Regions from separate parts of the Homo sapiens genome. Here all the other regions are linked to region 3. A link is an interaction called in ENCODE POLR2A ChIA-PET data of the cell type or tissue named here. Cell type or tissue: MCF 10A. All regions are shown on one strand. Each heading gives the region's core, and the rest is flanking DNA. Links, peaks and the distances in the headings are about the cores only.

The links. ChIA-PET counts read pairs that join two places held together with the same protein. Peaks named below come from ENCODE experiments on the same cell type or tissue, not always from the same donor. Only the 100,000 strongest peaks of a DNase experiment are listed, where the experiment ranks them.
Region 1: POLR2A ChIA-PET joins it to region 3 with 6 read pairs; 4 of 35 experiments call an interaction of 5 or more read pairs at or near these places.
Region 2: POLR2A ChIA-PET joins it to region 3 with 6 read pairs; 1 of 35 experiments calls an interaction of 5 or more read pairs at or near these places.

What each region holds. Positions count from the first base shown.
Region 1 is chr20:19,733,848-19,740,225 of GRCh38, reverse strand. No RefSeq gene overlaps it. Among named protein-coding and RNA genes, the nearest start is that of RIN2, 21 kb to the left of the region's middle. In MCF 10A, for the core only: no CTCF peak of the experiment used is centred there; DNase peaks (open chromatin) are centred at 2,975 and 4,545.
Region 2 is chr20:20,769,226-20,775,603 of GRCh38, reverse strand. No RefSeq gene overlaps it. Among named protein-coding and RNA genes, the nearest start is that of RALGAPA2, 60 kb to the right of the region's middle. In MCF 10A, for the core only: no CTCF peak of the experiment used is centred there; a DNase peak (open chromatin) is centred at 2,783.
Region 3 is chr20:19,925,431-19,931,808 of GRCh38, reverse strand. All of the region lies in intron 3 of RIN2 (Ras and Rab interactor 2), which reads right to left. Among named protein-coding and RNA genes, the nearest start is that of NAA20, 89 kb to the left of the region's middle. In MCF 10A, for the core only: no CTCF peak of the experiment used is centred there; a DNase peak (open chromatin) is centred at 3,228.

The sequences.
Region 1 (6,378 bases), core at 939-5,938, 190 kb after region 3:
GACTGTGGAGCTCTCTTTCACTTAGCATGGTTTGGGGTCAGAAGAACTATGGATGAGGGGTATTGAGGCACACAGGCCTAAGACAGCACCATAGGATTGCCACACCCTCTGGGTGGCCAAAGAAACCTACATGGACCAATGAGGAAAGGCCAGAGGAAAAAAGGGCATCTCTGCAGAGTGAATAAATAATGATAACCACCAGTAGGATGCCTCCTAGGGTGTGGACTGGGGCCGCGATGGGAGAAATGGAATTGACTGATACTTAGTATTCTCCATGGGTCTCCTATGTGGGTAGGTCCAACACACTTGTGTTTTGGAGAATCATACTCTGGTCTCCAAAACCATGGCTCACTGGGCAAATGAATGCTGAGAACAATGGCTTGCTCAAGCTAGAAACTCCCTTGGGGGAACATTTGATGCCCACACAGCAGAGTGGGAAATGGGCCACTGTCTGCCCCAGTTCCCACATGCTTTGTGTCCCTACTCACCTTCCAGATGTCCAAAGGCTGGAACCATGATCGTCCCATCCATCCGGAGGGTGTCTGCCCCTGTCTCACCCCAGCTCCAGCTCCTTCCAAAGGATCCCGGTCCTCCTTGGAGCTGATGTTTCCTAGAGAGAGCCCGCTCCCCTATCTGCCTCTGGCCTGTGCCCTTGGCTATCCTATGTAAGAGCGCATGGCAGCAGAAGCTGCAGAAGCTTTCATCTCTCTTGTGCTTCCCATCCCCACTAGACGGCATCCCTGCCGCCTGGTCTCAGCCCCATCCCCCAAACCCGTGGCCAGCCTCAGCCTTTGGCAGAATCACAGAGGGATCTGATCCCATCCTGGGGGTTGGAGGGCGTATGTGTGTGTAACGCTGGGCAGTGGTTTTGTGGTCCTGGCATCTCCAGGTGCTACCTAATATGGATCTCCCACGGAAATGCTTTTTCAGTGGTAGCAAAAGCAGAGAGTTCTGTTTGTCCTGTTTATAGCATGGCCCCACCCTGGAAATAGACACAGAGGGCTTAAACAGGATTGTAAAATATTCTCACCTTTATCGATAGTCATAACTCTTTCTTGTAAGTAGTTCAGCTCAAATTACAAAGACTTGGTGCATCCATCAACTTGGGATGGTTTCAGGTTAGGATCTGAATCACCACTGTGCTCATTTCCCAGGGCTGCTGTCACAAATTACCACAAATCTGATGGCTTAAAACAACAGAGCCATTTTCACTTACAGCTCTGGAGGCCAGAAGTCCGTAATCAGTCCGGGTTGTTTTCTTCTTGGGGCTCACGGGGAGGACCTGTTCCATTCTCTCCTAGCTTCCGGCGATGGCTGGCAGTCCTTGGCATTCCTCGGCTTGTGGCAGCATCACTCCACTCTCGGCCTCCGAGGTCACCTGGCGTTCTCTCTCTGTGTCTGTGGCCACATTTCCCTCTTCTTTTTATTATTTACTTCTATTTATTTATTTATTTATTTTGAGACGGAGTTTTGCTCTTGTTGCCCAGGCTGGAGTGCAATGGTGCGATCTTAACTCAGTGCAACCTCTGCCTCCCAGGTTCAAGCACTCCTCCTGCCTCAGCCCCTCGAGTAGCTGGGATTACAGGCATACGCCACCAGGCCTGGCTAATTTTTGCATTTTTAGTAGAGACGGGGTTTCACCATGTTGGCCAGGCTGGTCTTGAACTTCTGACCTCAGCTGATCCACCCGCCCCAGCCTCTCAAAATGCTGGGATTACAGGCGTGAGCCACCGTGCCCGGCCCATGTTTCCCTCTTCTTGAAGGGGCACCAGTCATTGGATTAGCGCTTACCCCAATCCCCTATGACCTCATCTTAACTTGATCATATTTGCAAAGTCCCTATTTCCAAAGAAGGTCACATTCACAGGTTCTGAGGGATGGGACTTTAACATAAATTTTTTTTGGAGGGGGGACAATTCAACCCAGAATAGTTATCAAAGTAAATTAAAAGATAATTAAACACTAAAATGTGATACATATTATTATTCTTTCAGCAACAGTGTTGTGAAATTTTCTTAGGCTCACAAATAGCCACTTTTTAAAATACACAAACACTGGTTTAAAAATACTCAGATTACTGAAAAATGGAAAAGTAAGTGCTTTCACCTCTCTTAAACTACTAATTAGTGCATGCAAGAAGAAAAAGAGTCATAAAGGCAAATACTCCTCTATAATAAGTGGCAAAACAAATATAGAGAAATCAGGTTCATATAAGCATGAAACAAATCAGTTTATATCTCTTTAAAAAGAATAACCAAAGTTTGTCTTTGCTGCATCTGCTTTAAAGGTAAAAAATTTCATTAAGAAGAGAGATAATATTTGAAGATAACTTTTATTTTCAAAATTCTTTAATTTCTTTCTTTTTTAAACTGTAGAGTCCCAAAGAACAGAAATGGACAATACAGCATGTGGGTTTTTTTTTTTCAATTTTACACTGTTTTGTATATGTATGACACTTAGAGAAACATCAGAGAACTTTTAATTCTACTGATAAATGAAACAGAAAACTTTTAATTCAGCACAGGAAAACATTCCTGCTTCAGCCTGACCTATTTGCAGAACACACTCAGCTCATTTTTCCTGTATACTTTCCTGCAGCTTTGAGTGAAATGTAGCACCAAGGAGAAAGAAGAAAGGCATGTTTAGATGAAAGGAATTTAGCTGCCTGCATTGTTTCTTTGAATTAATATCTTACCCTGTACATAAGTATACAGTATAAGGCTGATACTTTGAAGTATAGGATTTCAAAAGGGGACATTTTAGGAAGGACAAAGGCTTTTAACGAAATTTCCAGGAAACTAAAGGCATTTCAGGCCTGCTTAGCTGAAGCACTTGTGAACATGCATGTATGACGAATGATTTCAATTGAAACCAGCACGAGTTTCACACAATTACCCAACACTTGGAAATAAAGACAAGAGAGGGTTAAGGTTAGGGTTAAGGTTAGTTTCTCCTTTCAGTGGCATACTGAAACATTGCTCAACAGACGCACCCAAGGATTGTTGTGTGAACTAAGGGAGTGCACCTCTGACTCACTCTTTACTGTTGATGGAGGACTCACACTTTATGAAGTTACACTTCAACATGTGTATCTTGTCTGGGAAAGGCAAATCATTTGAATCAGGTAATGAAGACTGCGAGAGGTTATGAGTGTGGTTGCATTGGAGCTCATTCATTAGTCTCAAATCTAGCACTCTTCACAGTCTTTGTATATACCTATACATCCTGATGTCCTCAACATGCTTTTTGAGCTACATTTACCATCTTACTGATTAATGTGTTAATAAGCTAATAAATCTAAACCTACACTCATTTTAGTTTTCCATGAGAGTAGTCTTGGAAAGATTTTTGAGCATTGTGCTTTCACACAATTTTGGACTTTTTATCTGTATCCTTGTTTTGGTGGTGGACTATAAGAGGTTATGCTATTTTTTATTTCTTGCTAGTTTCTTTTTTTAGAGATAGGGTCTCACACTGTCACCCAGGCTGGAATGCAGTGGTACGATCATAGCTCACTGCAACCTCGAACTCCTGAGCATAAGTGATCCTTCTGCCTGAGCCTCCCAAGTAGCCAGAACTACACTACAGGTGCATGCCACCATGGCTGGCTAATTTTTAAATTTTCTGTAGAGATAGGGTCTTGCTATGTTGCCCAGGCTGGTCTCCAAAGCCTGGCCTCAAATAATCCTCTGGCTTTGACCTTCCAAAGCACTGGGATTACAAAGGTGAAAAACCGTACCCAACATATAAAAGGTTATTAAGGCCGAGCACGGTGGCTCACTCCTATAATTCCAGAACTTTGGGAGGCTGAGGTGGGCAGATCACTAGAGGTCAAGAGTTCGAGACCATCCTGGCCAACATGGTGAAACCCTGTCTCTACTAAAAATACAAAAATTAGCCGAGCATGGTGGCGCGTGCCTGTAGTCCCAGTTACTCAGGAGGCTGAGGCAGGAGAATCGCTTGAACCCAGGAGGCAGAGCTTGCAGTGAGCCGAGATCGAGCCACTGCACTCCAGCCTGGCGACAGAGCAAGACTCCATCTCAAAAAAAAAAAAAAAAGTTATTAATAAAAGCACCAAGGGTGTGTTTTCTTGTGTCAGGCTCTTGTTAGTCCTGGGAAGAGGCCACAGACCAAAACTCCTCACTGCCCTGTCGTTATCTGTATGTAGAATAAAATGAAATGCCAGAATAAAATGCCTCATTTGGTTTCATCTGGATTTTTTTTTGCAAATGAAATTCTGTAATGATGGCCTGAGCAGATGTGAAAGGGGCATTTAGAACCAATTCCCAGTTGTTTTGTTTTATATTTGGATTGGGGTGCAAAATGGGCAAGAGAGAGTTGGGCTGTAGTAAAGGCAACACGAGGTCCCAAGGAAAGGAAAATTTAACCTGAAGGAAAATTCAGGGACTGTGTGAACTAAAATCCAAAATTTGTCATGCAGAGAGCTGTGATTAATTTCTTTCACAAGCTGCAGAAGAACAGATTTCCATTCTCGCTCACACAATTGAACTTGGTAATGCCTACACAACAGATGACTACTGCTACTCCCCTGGGCAAAGAAATTATCCCCGCCTCTGGTGCCCTGTGGGCTGAGTCATCTGCTCCTCCACTTCCTGGCTGTGTTTGCTCCTGGCGTCAAATCTTGCTGCTATCCAGCTGGGTTCCAATGATTATTTCAAAATTAACAGCCTAATGTCGTCCCGATGGGACCCGTCCCCACACTTATTACAAAAAATTGCTGTTACATAAACCACTTTTTTCCTTGTCCTATTTTCTGCCCCCTTTTTTAAATGTGTTGAGTTTCTTGGTTGAGGTTTTTTTTTGTTTTTTGTCCCCCATTCCCTTAGCCCCTTATCTTGCAAGTAAAGCACAGTGTCGCAGGGCTACAGGCCTGTTTTGTTTGTCAGTACAGCTTAGGAACTTTCTATACTAGCAAGATATCTGATGTGAGTCCCCTTCTAAAGAAACAACTGGAATGAATTTGAAAATCAAGTAGGAAACACCTTGAGTTAAATCTTTATCTTTTAATTGAGCTCTCTAGTTTCTCCTCTGCCCCATCAAAACAAAGGCTTATTGGAACTAAAAGATGACCCTTTTGCCCTTTAAACTGTACCAATCTATCCCCAGTTTCAAATGTGTTGCTCTCCATAACTCTTGTCTGTCCACATTTGGCAAGTCTTGTAATACACACGGATACCCTTGACTTAATATAGAGTGACCTCCTGGACAAGGCTTCTGTGCAACCTGCTTCTTGTCTTCTGAAGAGCAGAGCAGAGAGCTACTGGCAGCTCATCTCACACTTGACTATTCACAGAAATCACCTGGGGATCTTGTTAAAATGCAGGCTCTAGTTCAGGAGGTCTGGATGGGGCCTGAGAGTCTGCATTTCTAACAAGTTCCCCAGTGATGCTGTTGCTCATGCTGCTGGCTCTGGGACTATCCTTTGAGAACCGTTGCTCTGAAGCATCCCGTCTGTTTCAGGGCAGACGGCCTCATGACCTTTGCCAAAGGCAGAAGCAATGTTCTCTCTACACCATGGAAGAAACTCTAGGGCCTTTGTTGGCCAAGTCGGCCCCTCAGTACGCTCTGTCTGCTCTGCTCAATATTGGAGCCCCTAATCACATATGGTTCTTTAAATGCAGATTTAAATTAAAGATAAACAAGGTTAAACATTTTGTTCCTCAGTTGCATGAGCCACACTGCAAGTGCTCAACGGCAACAGGCCTCTGGTGGCTACTGTACTGAGCAGCAGAGGTAAAGAACATTTCCATCATCATGGGAAGTCCTGCTGGACAGTGCTGTCCTCCAGGAACTCCAAAAATCATTTCTCTCTCTCTCTCTCTCTCATCAAAGCTGCCGGGTTAAGGCCCACTCACACTGGGTAGCAAAGGCCTGCAGGACACAGGGCTTTCCTTTAGGAATCTGCACAATGAAAGATCGCAAATGGTATGATTATGCTTCCTTAAACCAGTGGTTCTGAACCATGGATACATGTCAGAAATACCTGGGAGTCCCAAACAAAATCTGAGGTCCTGGGGTGTGTCAGACACCAGAGAACCCAAATCGGGATGGGGTGGGGGTTGGCGGCTGGGCCTTGGGATTCTTAAATGCATCCTAGGTGGTTCTAATGTGGACCCAAGGTGAGGAATCACTGCTTCCACCTGAATTTAGTGCCGTGCCCTGCACTGACGCACGGTGTGAGAAGGGCTAGGAAACATTTTCTGGGCTTCTCAAAATACTCTGCTTGTTTTCAGCTCCTCATGGCTTTTTCAGTGCCTCCATTTTCAGGTGAAGTCTCTGAGAAATTGGACTGAAGCCTTTAAAAATAATAATAATTTTAAATTTCTAATAGAGACTAAGAAACTGAGACATCTTCAC
Region 2 (6,378 bases), core at 780-5,779, 840 kb before region 3:
CCTGTAATCCCAGCCACTCAGGAGGCTGAGGCAGGAGAATGGCTTGAACCTGGGAGGCAGAGTTTGCAGTGAGCCGAGGTTGTGCCATTGCGCTCCAGCCTGGGCAACAAGAGTGAAACTCTGTCCCAAAAAAAGGAAAAAAACAGTAATCAAGATTGTGTGGTTCTGGCATGTGTGTTTATTGACCATTCCAATTGAAGTGAAATTTGTTGAAAGATAATTCAATTGTGTTTTTTAGCTCAATTGGAGTTTATTTTTGTTTTTGTTTTGTTTTGTTTTTTTGAGATGGGGTCTCACTCTGTCGCTCAGGCTGGAGTGCAGTGGTGCGATCACGGTTCACTGCAGCCTCGACCTCCCCAGGCTCAGGTGATCCTCCACCTCATCCTCTCAAGTAGCTGGGACCACAGGCACACACAACCATGCCCAGCTAATTTTTTGTATTTTTTGTAGAGACAGAGTTTCACCATGCTGCCCAGGCTGGGAGTTATTTAAAAAAGAAAATTAAAAGCAATTATGCTAATACAGTTTGTATTAAAGATATATAAGATAGGTTCCTTTTCCAGATGCTTTTTAAGCTAGGATGTGTTAAAATCCTAATCCCCGGTACCTCAGAATGTGCACTTACTTGAAATAGGGTCCTCACAGAGGTTAAGATGAGATCATTAAGATGAGGGTGGGCTGTAATCCAATATAACTGATGTCTTTATAAAAAGGAGACATTTGGACACGTAGATGGGCACGGAGGGAAGATGACATGAGGAGACACAGGGAGAGCACTATGTGAAGACAGATCGAAGGGATGCATGCATACGCCACGGAAAACCAGATTGCCAGAAACACACAAGAAACTAGAAAGAGGCAAGGGAGGATTCTCCCCTGCAGGTTTTAGTAAATCATGTATCTCAGTGCCACTTCTGCCACATTCTATGATCAAAGCAAATCAGAGGGCCTGCTCAGAATCAAGGAGAGAGGAAGTTGACTGTAGCTCTTGATGGGAGGAACTTTGATGGATCTGTGTCTCTATTTAATCTGCTGCATATGGTGTGGGACTTCTGTCCAGTACTGGCAGGCAGAGCTTGGGCAGCCTGCACTGGGGTGCTAGGTCTGCTGTAGTTCCTGTCCCGGAGGGTGCAATGGAGGCTCTGGTGAGGACTGACACACCCAGGGAGGACATAAACACCCGGCACTGTCAGGAGATGAGGGAAAGGCAGCTGTGGCCAGACTCACCATGTCTCCAAGGTGGCAGGTGGGGATGAATGTCTGGGGAGATTCACATGTTGGGTTTTGCCCACAGGATTCACAGGTGCAGTATGTAGATGTTCACAGAGTCAGAGGGTGTGTTGAGGAAGACCGAGAGTATGATTATGAAATGGAGACAGGGATCTGGGAAGAGAGGAGGATTCCTAGTGGGGCATTCAGGACAACCTGACAGTTGCCAGATAGTATGATGAGGACACTGGATGTGTAGCCTAGTAAGGGAGGCCCAGGACCCTGTACAACAAAGTTTTCCAGCTGTCTCACATTTTTGCCTGGTACTACCCCCAACAGATACACATATCTGAGCTCAAACCAAAGTATCAGTTAAAACATTATGGCCAGGCACAGTGGCTCACGCCTGTAATCTCAGCACTTTGGGAGGCCCAGACGGGTGGATCGAGACCATCCTGGTTAGCATGGTGAAACCCCATTTCTACTAAAAATACAAAAAATTAGCCGGGCATGGTGGCACGTGCCTGTAGTTGCAGCTATTCGGGAGGCTGAGGCAGGAGAATCCCTTGAATTCAGGAAGTGGAGGTTGCAGTGAGCCGAGATGGCGCCACTGCACTACAGCCTGGGTGACAGAGCAAGACTCCATCTCAAAAACAAACAAACAAACAAACAAAAAACATTCTTTATAAGAAATTCATACCATCATTAGCCTTTTAGTTTTTAGATAATTTTAATGTTAAGCAGACTTCTGGGTTTTGTGAGTTTTACTCTGTGTTCTGCCAGAAAAGCCCCTTAGTCAAGGATAAGAGTCCAAAGGTTTATGTTTGAGGTGACATTAGGAAACACTAGCAGGGGATGGGGATGAGAGATGGGAGGAAAACAGCCACTAAAGGCCCTGTGACCAAGCAGGTAATTGCCAAAATCAACTGGGGCACGGAATGCTGGGAGACCGCGTACAGCACATCTCAGGGTGGAGAGAGTGGGGAAGGTTTCCAGACTAATTATTAATCCATTCCCACCAGCCATGGGTGGAGGGCTGCTCCCAAGGACAGAGGGGCCCCAGAGACCCCAGGAAGATTTTGGATTGGGATGCTGAAAGATGCTGGGTGCTGAGCGGATGTGGGGTGTCGGGGAGGGGAAATACCAGAAATGTGTGCTCTAGTGACCAGAAACACACACCTATTGTTTCTTTTGGCTAAGATCTAGTATCTATTCTTATCAGAAACATACATTTTATGAAATCAGCATATGAAAGATCACATTCTCACTTTTGACTTGTGATGGTGACTTCCAATAATTTCTTTCCATATGTTTCCATCTTTCCCAACTTTGAGTCTCAGAAAATACAAATCACTGATGAGCAGCTTTGAAGGCATAGCCAGTATAGTGCAGTGCACATGATGGGGATCGGTAATGTTTTGCCCTAGGCTAAAATTACCTAATTCTTGTTCAATGCAGAGTTTAATGTAGCAGTTGGCTCATAACCCCTCCTTGTACTGTCAAACTTCCACAGAACATTCTAGTTTGGCAATCCTAACTTCTTGGAGGCCTCAGTGACAATGCAAATTGAAGCCCCTGGGGCAAGGATCGCCTGGGCTCATTGTCAAGTTCACCTGATAGGATATTAAGGTGCTACATCCCAGCAGTCTTGCCCTTGGTTTATTGACTTTCTCCCTGGCTGTGCCAAGTTTCCGGAGGCTGTCCTGGTATAGATGTCAGCAAGCTCAGGCTTCTGCAGGCAAAGAGATCTCATCTTACCTTGTCTGAATCCATTAATAATGTCCCAGTCCCACTTAGCCCTCCCAGTGGCCTGAGGTGCAGTTCTGTGAGAATAACCACTTGGTTTTAGTGGCTATGAAGGGTTTGCAATCACATGGGTGAGCTGGCATTTCAGAGCATGAAAGAAAATGAAACCAGCTCAATCTCCCCATAGAGACAATATTTATAAGTTTTTTAATAAAAGAAGAAATCAACCCTCCTGGTCTTAAAATTTGAAATTTACATTTGTCTCATCTGAGTTCCTTCCCCAGGAAACCCACCCTCAGGCACGGAACTGAAACTCACCAGATCACCGCATCCAGAGGATGAGATCCCAGACCCCTCACTCAGCAGCATTGCTTCCCTACTGCTTCCTAACTTCTTCCTGCAGGTAACTACATCTCTTCCCCAGCTACTTAAACCTCAATTTTAGTCCATAGGCGAGACAGATTTGAGACTTATCTCTTGTTCTCCTTGACTGCAGCATCCAAAAAACCTTCTTCCCTGGTAATACTTGTTGTCTCAGTGATTGGCTTTCTGTGCCTCTAGCAATGGGACCTAGACAGAGACCCCTGGTATTTAGGTAACAAAAAGAGACAGAGAAGGGACAAAGGATAAGAATGTGGGGGGTTGAAAAGCAGGAGAAAAGGAGGAAATAGGAGAGAATATCAGAAAGAAAGATACAAGCAATAAGAAAGAGATTTTACATGGGACGGGCTCAGTGGCTCACACCTGTAATCCCAGCACTTCGGGAGGCCAAGGTGGGTGGATCACGAGGTCAGGAGATCGAGACCATCCTGGCTAACATGGTGAAACCCCGTCTCTACTAAAAATACAAAAAAATTAGCTGGGCATGGTGGTGGGCGCCTGTAGCCCCAGCTACTCAGGAGGCTGTGGTAGGTGAATGGTGTGAACCCAGGAGGCAGAGCTTGCAGTGAGCCGAGATCGCGCCACTGCACTCCAGCCTGGGAGACAGATTGAGACTCTCTCTCAAAAAAAAAAAAAAAAAGAAGTTTTACATGAAAGTGTCATTTGATCAGGGCCTTGGCACATGTAGGTGCCCTTTTGAAATGCACATTGTCTCAGTCTGGAGTCTCTCAGAAAGCGATCCTAGGAAACGGATTGGCGTGCAGAGTTGATGTGAGGAGTGAAGCTAAGGACACAATGTATGGAGGACAGGAGTCCATGGGTGTGGTCCACTCAATGCCTGGATGGGCTCAGCTCCAGTGTGAGCCACCAGCCAGAGTTATCCCACCCGAGGGCAAGGGAATTGCATATTCACTCATCAACTTAGAGTGACCATTGTTTCAGGGCCGCTTCAGAGAGATCTGAACTCCCCTGTGCCTCTGGCCTGTAGCGGGGAAGTGCTAATTGGGAATGCAGTGAGTGGCCATCTGCAATGAGGACAGTGGGCATGAAGTAGGGAGGTGAAGTGGCAGGCAGGCAGGGCACCCAGGGCAGGCCATGGGTATCTGCACAATTTCATTTTCAACCTTCTCCTCTTGTAAATCTCTATTCATGTCATTTCAAAGGAAAACCATGATACCATCTCTGACTTGAATTTGATTCCAAAGCTTTGTTACAACATCTCAGAGCAAGGTGACCTGGTAAATTTTCTCACTGGGGAGTTATACTTTTTTTGGGAGAGCAGAACCCAGACAGACTTACCTGAGGACAGAGCCAGGGAGTTGCTTTCTATCCTCTGGTAAACTGGCCTGAGTCATTTCTTCTAGAGAAAGAAAAAGTTTCTATATGTATTCATCCGAGGGCTTTTCAGAAAAAGGTTCTCATTGTTTGAGATGGCTTTTGCAGGCAGATACAGTGGTCCTAAGCAAAAAAGAGTAAAGAATGGGAGTTTTAAAAATTCTGACTCATAGAACAGGCTGTGGGTTACAGTGATTGTATTTTGGGTCACATTGTCAACAAAGTTCCATTACTGAAATAAAAAGCATCTTATATGTTGGTCTTACTTAACAGGTGGTTCAGGCCAGGCATGGTGGCTCATACCTGTAATCCCAGCATTTTGGGAGGCTGAGGTGGGCAAATTGCTTGAGCCAAGAAGTTAAAGGCCAGCCCAGGCAACATGTCAAAACCCTGTCTCTGCAAAAATTAGCTGGGCATGGTGGTGTGTGCCTGTAGTCTTAGCTACTTGGGAGGTTGAGATGGGAGGATTACTCGAGCCCAGGAGGTGGAGGATGCAGTGAGCCAAGATCTCGCCACCGCACTCCAGCCTGGGTGACAGAGCAAGACAAAAAAGAGGGGGGAGGGGAAGGGAGGGGAGGGGAGAGGAGGGAAGAAAAGAAAAGGGCCATTCAATGCCGTGGATTTCACCGGCAAGTTTAACATGTCTCTAAAAGGGATATGACCTAATGGCAGTCTCAAAGCAATTACTAAATCACTGGTTTAAAACATTCATTTGATGAATCTTTGTTGAGTATCCTGTAATAGGTGGACTGTATTCTCAATGCTGGCAATACAGCAGCAAGCCACATCCACAAGGACCCCTGCCTAAGCAAGCTGGTTATCTGGGTGTGTATTACAAGCCAGAAACAAATAAGCAAAATACAGAGGATGTCAGATGATGGTAACTGTGTCCAGAATTGGTGGGTTCTTGGTCTCAGTGACTTCAAGAATGAAGCTGCGGACCCTCGTGGTGAGTATTACAGTTCTTAAAGATGGTGGGTCTGGAGTTTGTTCCTTCTGATGTTCAGACGTGTTTGAAGTTTCTTCCATCTGGTGGGTTTGTGGTCTTGCTGGCTTCAGGAGTGAAGCTGCAGACCTTCGTGGTGAGTGTTACAGCTCTTAAGGCAGCGCATCTGGAGTTGTTAGTTCCTCGGGTCCAGAGTTGTTCATTCCTCCCGGTGGGTTTGTGGTCTTGCTGGCCTCAGGAGTGAAGCTGCAAACCTTCGCGGTGAACGTTAAAGCTCTCATAAAGGCAGCACAGACCCAAAGTCAGCAACAGCAAGATTTATTGCAAAGAGCAAAAGAACAAGGCTTCCAAAAGGTGGAAGGAGACCCAAAGGGGTTGTCACTGCTGGTTCAGGCAGCCTGCTTTTATTCCCTTATCTGGCCCCACCCACATCCTGTTGATTGGTCCGTTTTACAGAGAGCTGATTGATCCATTTTACAGAGAGCTGATTGGTCCGTTTCACAGAGAACTGATTGGTCCATTTTGACAGGGTGCTGATTGGTGCGTTTACAACACCTGAGCTAGACACAGAGTGCTGATTGGTGCATTTACAATCCTCTAGCTAGACATAAAAGTTCTCCAAGTCCTCACCAGATTAGCTAGATACAGAGTGCTGATTGGTGCATTTACAAACATTGAGCTAGACACAGAGTGCTGATTGGTGTATTTACAATCCTTTAGCAAAACATAAAGGTTCTCCAAGTCCCCACTGGATGAGCTAG
Region 3 (6,378 bases), core at 966-5,965:
GCAGTTAAAAATTAATGAACCAGAACTGTATGTATGAACACATGTATAAACATAAAAGCCCAAAAGGCTTTTTTTGAAAGCAGAAAAAAAAAAAAAAAAGGCAAATCGAGAAGCATTATATACAGCATGTGAAGTTTAAAACCATGCAAACGTTCCCAACACAAGGAAAAAGATACATGGATGGATATCCCAGTTACCCTGATTTGCTCATTACATATTGCATATTAAAATATCACCTGTACACCCCAAAATATGTACAACTATGACATAACAAATTAACAAATAAAATGTATCCATATAATGTTTATATTGATAACATGTTGAAAGAATACTATTTCGTCTATGTTAGGTTTTAAAATATATTATTAGGCCAGATGTGGTAGCTCATGCCTGTAATCTCAGCATTTTGGGAGGCCAAGGTGGGAGAACTGCTTGAGGCCAGGAGTTGGAGACCAGCCTGGACAACATAGTGAGATCGTCTCTATAAAAAGTTTTTTTAAAAATAAAATACTGTTACATGTTATATTATTAAAATTATAAATGCATGCAAAACTGTACTGTATGTTTATAGATACACACATAGACACAAAGGCTATCCTAATATGTATGGGGTTATAATCCTAATCCAGGATAGTGGTTACCTCTAGACAGGAGAAATGGATGAAAGTGTTCACAGGTCAATGGGCTCGGTCACGTGTGAGATTTTATTTATGTATTTATTTTGTAGAGACACTTTCTCACCATGTTGTGCAGGCTGGTCTTGAACTCCTGGCCTCAAGCAATCCTCCCACCTTGGTCTCCCAAAGCTCTGGGATTGCAGATAGGCACCACCGTGCCTGGAAAGATTTTATTTCTTAAAATGAAATGGCGAAATGATGACATTTGACAGTGCTGAGTGATGGGTATTTTAATATGGTGTGTGGTTTTCTGTATGCTTAAAGTACTTTGTAAACAAAATTTTAGGAAAACAAGAAAAAGAAAGGGTGGTGTGTATGAAAATGGAAGGAGTGAAGGGACTAAAAAGGTAGAAGCAAGGAAGGGGTTGAGGGGAGTTTGGGTACGTCTGCTGAAGCCCCACCACCCTGGGACTAGGCCCTGCTTCATTCTGGACCGTGGCTGTGGCCCCAAACAGGAGAGCCACACACCTATCAGAAGCAGAAGGCCTTGTGAGGGAGGGCCGGCCACAGCCTCTGGCAAACCTCAAAGAGAGGACTCCCACCCCAGCAGGAAGCCCCGTCACTGGGTACATTTCCCTCTCCACACTTTGGTTACCTTCACAACCATCATACTGATTTGAACATAAAAACCCCAAATGGCCTTGATTCTCATCAGAATGGGCATCAGTTGATTCCCTTCAGCCAGGCTGTTTTTGTCTGGGTACCGCTCTTGCCGATGCTGTTGGCTGGATCTCCAGACCTCCAAGTTTCCTCCTCAATTCCTTCTCTACATCTGGCCACACACAAGAAGCTGACGGTGTCTGTGGCTGTCACTTAGCGGCACTCCCATGCCAAGTCACCAATCATGCCATGCCACCTATCTCTAGTGCAGAGGAAGGCACCATTGCCATGCCACCTATCTCTAGTGCAGAGGAAGGCACCATGACCCCAAGGCACGAGGGTGGACAAGCACAGAGGTTGCACTTGGCTGGATCGCTGTGGACCCTTCCCTGCTGGATGTGGGGACTTTTTTTTGGTCCCTCGCATCCCCCCCAGCCCCAGCCCCCAGCAACTTTTCCCTCCCCTTCCATTCAGTCCTGACTCACTTGTCCCAGAGTGCAGAGGGATTTAATCTCACAAATGGACCAGAGTTTAGTGTTCCAGGGCCAGTCCTGCCTCTCAGAATCATGTGTATATACCCACTGGGCCCTCCGCCAGCAGCAGTTAGCATCACAAAACACTTCCTCCCCTCTGACGGTTGGATTTTGTCCCACTGAAGGGATTTTGGGTGTTTTTTTGAAGTTGTTTTTGGACAAGTTTGTGTTGATTTATTTGTTTGTTTCTAATTCTCACAGACTTTCAATCTCATCCCTTACACTTGCTTCTTCAAAATTTCCTTCTTTGAGGGCAGAAATAACTTGTCACCCAACAAAGGAGGCCAGTTTTAATGTCAGCTTTCCCATGACAAAGCCAATAGCAGTTGGTGCTACAGGCCCAGTGTGGTGGCTCATGCCTGTAATCCCAGCACTTCCGGAGGCTGAGGTGGGCGGTTCACTTGAGGTCAGGAGTTTGAAACCAGCCTCGCCAACATGATAAAATCCCATCTCTACTAAAAATGCAAAAATTCGCTGGGTATGGTGGCATGTGCCTATAATTCCAGCTACTTGGGAGGCTGAGGGAGGAGAATCGCTTGAACCCGGGAGGCAGAGGTTGCAGTGAGCCCAGATTGAGCCACTGCACTCCAGCCTGGGTGACAGAGCGAGACTCTGTCTCAAACCAGACCAAAACAAACAAACAAACAAACAAACAAAACCCAAAAACAAAAACACAAAAAACTGGTGCTACTAACTGAAGTTTCTCCAGACCCACTTACACAATCCCAGCCTCTAACACATCCCTGTACCTGTGCAGAATTCCTGCAAGCATGGGGAGGGGCTGTCTAAACATCTGCAAAGCTGGTGAGTGAGTGCTGCTCACTACACCCCTGCTCGTCTGTGGACACCTGGGAAAGTGGTGGCAGAGCCACCTGTGATTCAGTGCAGCCAGAGGGTCAGATAGGACAAGGCTGACAAGGCACAAAGTTGGTGAGACCATGGTTCTTACATCAAACACCCAGCACAGCTGCATCATTCCCAGAAAATCCCACAAGCAGTGACAAAGACCCCAACCCAAGGGATAGCCACCTATCCTTATACAGCACAGCAGACCTCAACGGAGGTCTTGCCGGGGCATTGCCTGTGTTTGTTTTTCCCTGCAGGCATGTACAGCAGGACAGAGGGGTGATGTGTTGCCTTTAGAAGCTGGGAGAGAGTGGGCTGCTGGCCTGGCTGGGGACTTCCAGGGAAGAAGAGGGGGTGCTGGTGACCACAAGAGGGAGAGGAAGGCAGGTCAGGGGTTGGGTCCACTCCCTCGTCCTGCATTCGTGCATAACACACCTTGAGAAGCCTGAGGTGTTCACCTGAGTGCTCCTGCATAAGAGCTGGCATCCTGGCCAAGGGCAAGAGAATAACTGGAGAAGGCCCAAGTTCTTTCCCAGCCCTTTGAGGTCACACCCAGGGCTGGGCCTGGGCAAGGCTGGGCCTGCTGAGTTCCAGTCTGGTGCAGGAGTCTACAGTAATTTGTACCATTTTGTAATCATTCTGCATAATTTCTCAGTAGGCGGGGACCTCATCCAAGGGGCCATTCTTCAGGCAGCAACTTGTGCAATTTCGAGGCGGTGTGGCCTGAAGCTCTGACTGGTGACCTGACAGCTGGGAGTAGGGGTAGGCATACCAGCTTTTGGCTCAGAAAAATCTGTCTTCAAATCCTGTCTCGGGCCCCGGTTGGCTGGGTCGCCTTGGGCGACCCATTTGGGTGCCCTCATCCTTAAATCCCCAAAGCTAGGGCTGATGATGTCAAGGGAAGGTCATTGGAGGAATAAAAAGGACAATGAGATTAAAACACTGCAACAGGTCGGGCACAGTGGCTCACGCCTGTAATCCCAACATTTTGGGAGGCTGAGGTGGGCAGATGACCTGAAGTCAGGAGTTCGAAACCAGCCTGGCCAACATGGTGAAACCCTGTCTCTACTAAAAATACAAAAATTAGCCGGGCATGGTGGTGTGCACCTATAGTCCCAGCTACTCCGAAGGCGGAGGCAGGAGAATCACTTGAACCCAGGTGGTGGAGGTTGCAGTGAGCCGAGGTCATACCACTGCACTCCAGCCTGGGCTACAGAGTGAGACTCCATCTCAAAAACAAAACAAAACACTTCAATAGGCACCTAAATACTCTCTAATCCTCTTCCTATTTAAATGATCTCTTGGCCGGGAGCAGTAGCCTACCCCTATAATCCCAGTGCTGTGGGAGTCTGAGGCAGGAGGATCACTTGAGCCCAGGAGTTTGAGACCAGCCTAAGCAACATAGAGAGACCTTGGCTCTACAAAAAAGTAAAAAATTGGCTGGGCGTGGTGGCTCACGCTTGTAATCTTAGCACTTTTGGAGGCCAAGGTGGGCAGATTGCCTGAACTCAGGAGTTTCAGACCAGCCTGGGCAACACAGTGGAACCCCGTCTCTACTAAAATACAAAAAATTAGTTGGGCATGGCGGCATGCACCTGTAGTCCCAGCTACTCAGGAGGCTGAGGCAAGAGAATTACTTGAACCTGGGAGACAGAGGTTGCAGTGAGCCAAGATCACGCCACTGCACTCTAGCCTGGGCAACAGAGTGAGACTCCATCTCCAAAAAGAAAAAAAAAATTACCCAGGCATGGTGGCATGTGCCTTGTAGTCCCAGCTACTCAGGAGGCTGAGGAAGGTGGCTCACTTGAGCCCAGGAGTTCAAGGCTGCAGTGAGCCATGACGGTGCCACTGCACTCCAGCCTAGGTAACAGAGTGAGACCCCATCTCTTAAAATAAATAAGTAACAAATTATCTCTTTATATTAATGGCAATTGTTATTAACCAGAGAGCTGATACTAAAAGACACTTAAAATGGATTCATGTACCTCCCCTCCTGGAAAGAGGCCATTTAATCACCAGCAGCAGAGACCTGGGACTACAAAGAAACAATGTCCGCGGAGTCCAATCTCCTCCTGCCTGTCTGCTCAGAAGCCTCTAACCTAGAGATTTGCCCACTAGGCGCTGAATTTCCCCTAATAGAGAGAAAAGTTGTTGTATGCTTCTTTGCATGCATAGGAAGCTGCAGGGAGGAGGGAAAAGGGAGGAACCCCAAGTCTTGTTTTCTTTCTTTTAGGGTTAGATAAAAGGAGAAAAATTCTCTTGAAGGTCAAGTAAAAGTCAAATAAGAAAGTGCTTATAGCACAAGTCCTGATACAGCGCTCTTCAAATTCCAAGTCTCATTCAGGAATGTTATCAGTGGTTTGAAAAGGGATGTGTTGCTGATATGTTGAAGACTTGAAACTTAGGGTGTGGGAAAAGTCAAGTCCTTGGCTCCCAGCTATGGAATTTCCATTCCCCAAGTGCATCAACTTGGCCTTGAGGTGTGGTAAGCATTTATAATCCGGGAATCAGCTCTGCGGTATCAGATCTACCTCCAGATCCTAAAAAAACCGCATTACCCAAACAGTTCCCTCGACCATGTGCTTCTGCTTGGCTGAGGAGCCTCCTGGTGTGGTGGGTACCTCTCATGTTGGGGTTTTTCTAAACTAGTCTGGAAAATAATGAGCTTCCTCCAAACTTTCAAATGACCTTTGCCCCCAGGAACTGTCACCTGGAAAACAAAAACGTAATGGAGGCTTTTCCCCTTCACTTGCAGAGGGGCACCTGGACAATGATGCAAGCACACCTTTGGAGAACATTGCTTCTTTTCTTTTAACTTTGTGTATTACTCCTCCCAAGGGTGTTTGCATTTATATTTTTGATATTTAATTGTAATTACAAATGTCACAAATGAATATATTTTAATTAAAGAAAATAAATGATTGTACTTAAAAGTAATCTCCCTTGACCATCACCCATAATCTCCTTCACCTACTCAGATGTAACCACTGTTATCAGTTTTGTGTGTATCATCCTTGAATGGTATCATCTGTGTTTTCTCCAACCAAAGGAATTGTACTGGCTTACTAATTTCACTCGACAAATTGTAATGAGGTTTATCCACACTGATACACGAAGCCCTGGTTCATTTGTTGTAAGTGGGAACGGTTTTCCACCATAGGGATATACCACAATCCACATATCCATTCTATTTTGATAGAGGCTTAGTTGTTTCCAGAGTTTTGCTATCACAGGCAGGGCTGTGATGGTCACCTGTGTGTGTGTTCCCTTGTGCACTGTGTGAAACCTCAGAGAAAATGCTGGAGCCTATGCATGTAGCAGGTTCTGAGCTGGTGCCACATTGCTCCCCGGGTGGCTGTGCCCTTCTGCACTGCCCCTGCCATCTGTGAAAGTGTCCACGCTGCTTGTCAATGATTGATATTATCAAACATTTAAGCAGACCAATCTGATGAGCAGAAATAATTTTTGTTTTCATTTGCTTTGCCCTGATTATATTTTTATCGTTTATTTCTATTTCCTCTTGCAAGGAATTGCCTTTTCATTCATCTGTTGCCTATTTTGTGGTTTCTTGATTTTTTAAAATTAAGTTGCATAAGTTGGTTGTGTATATGAATCCATTGTCTGATATGTTTCACATATGATCTCTTTCATTGTTTTTCTGCCTTTTAAATTTTCTTAAGCTTTTAATGATGATAGAATCAAATTTATCCAAGTTTTCAATA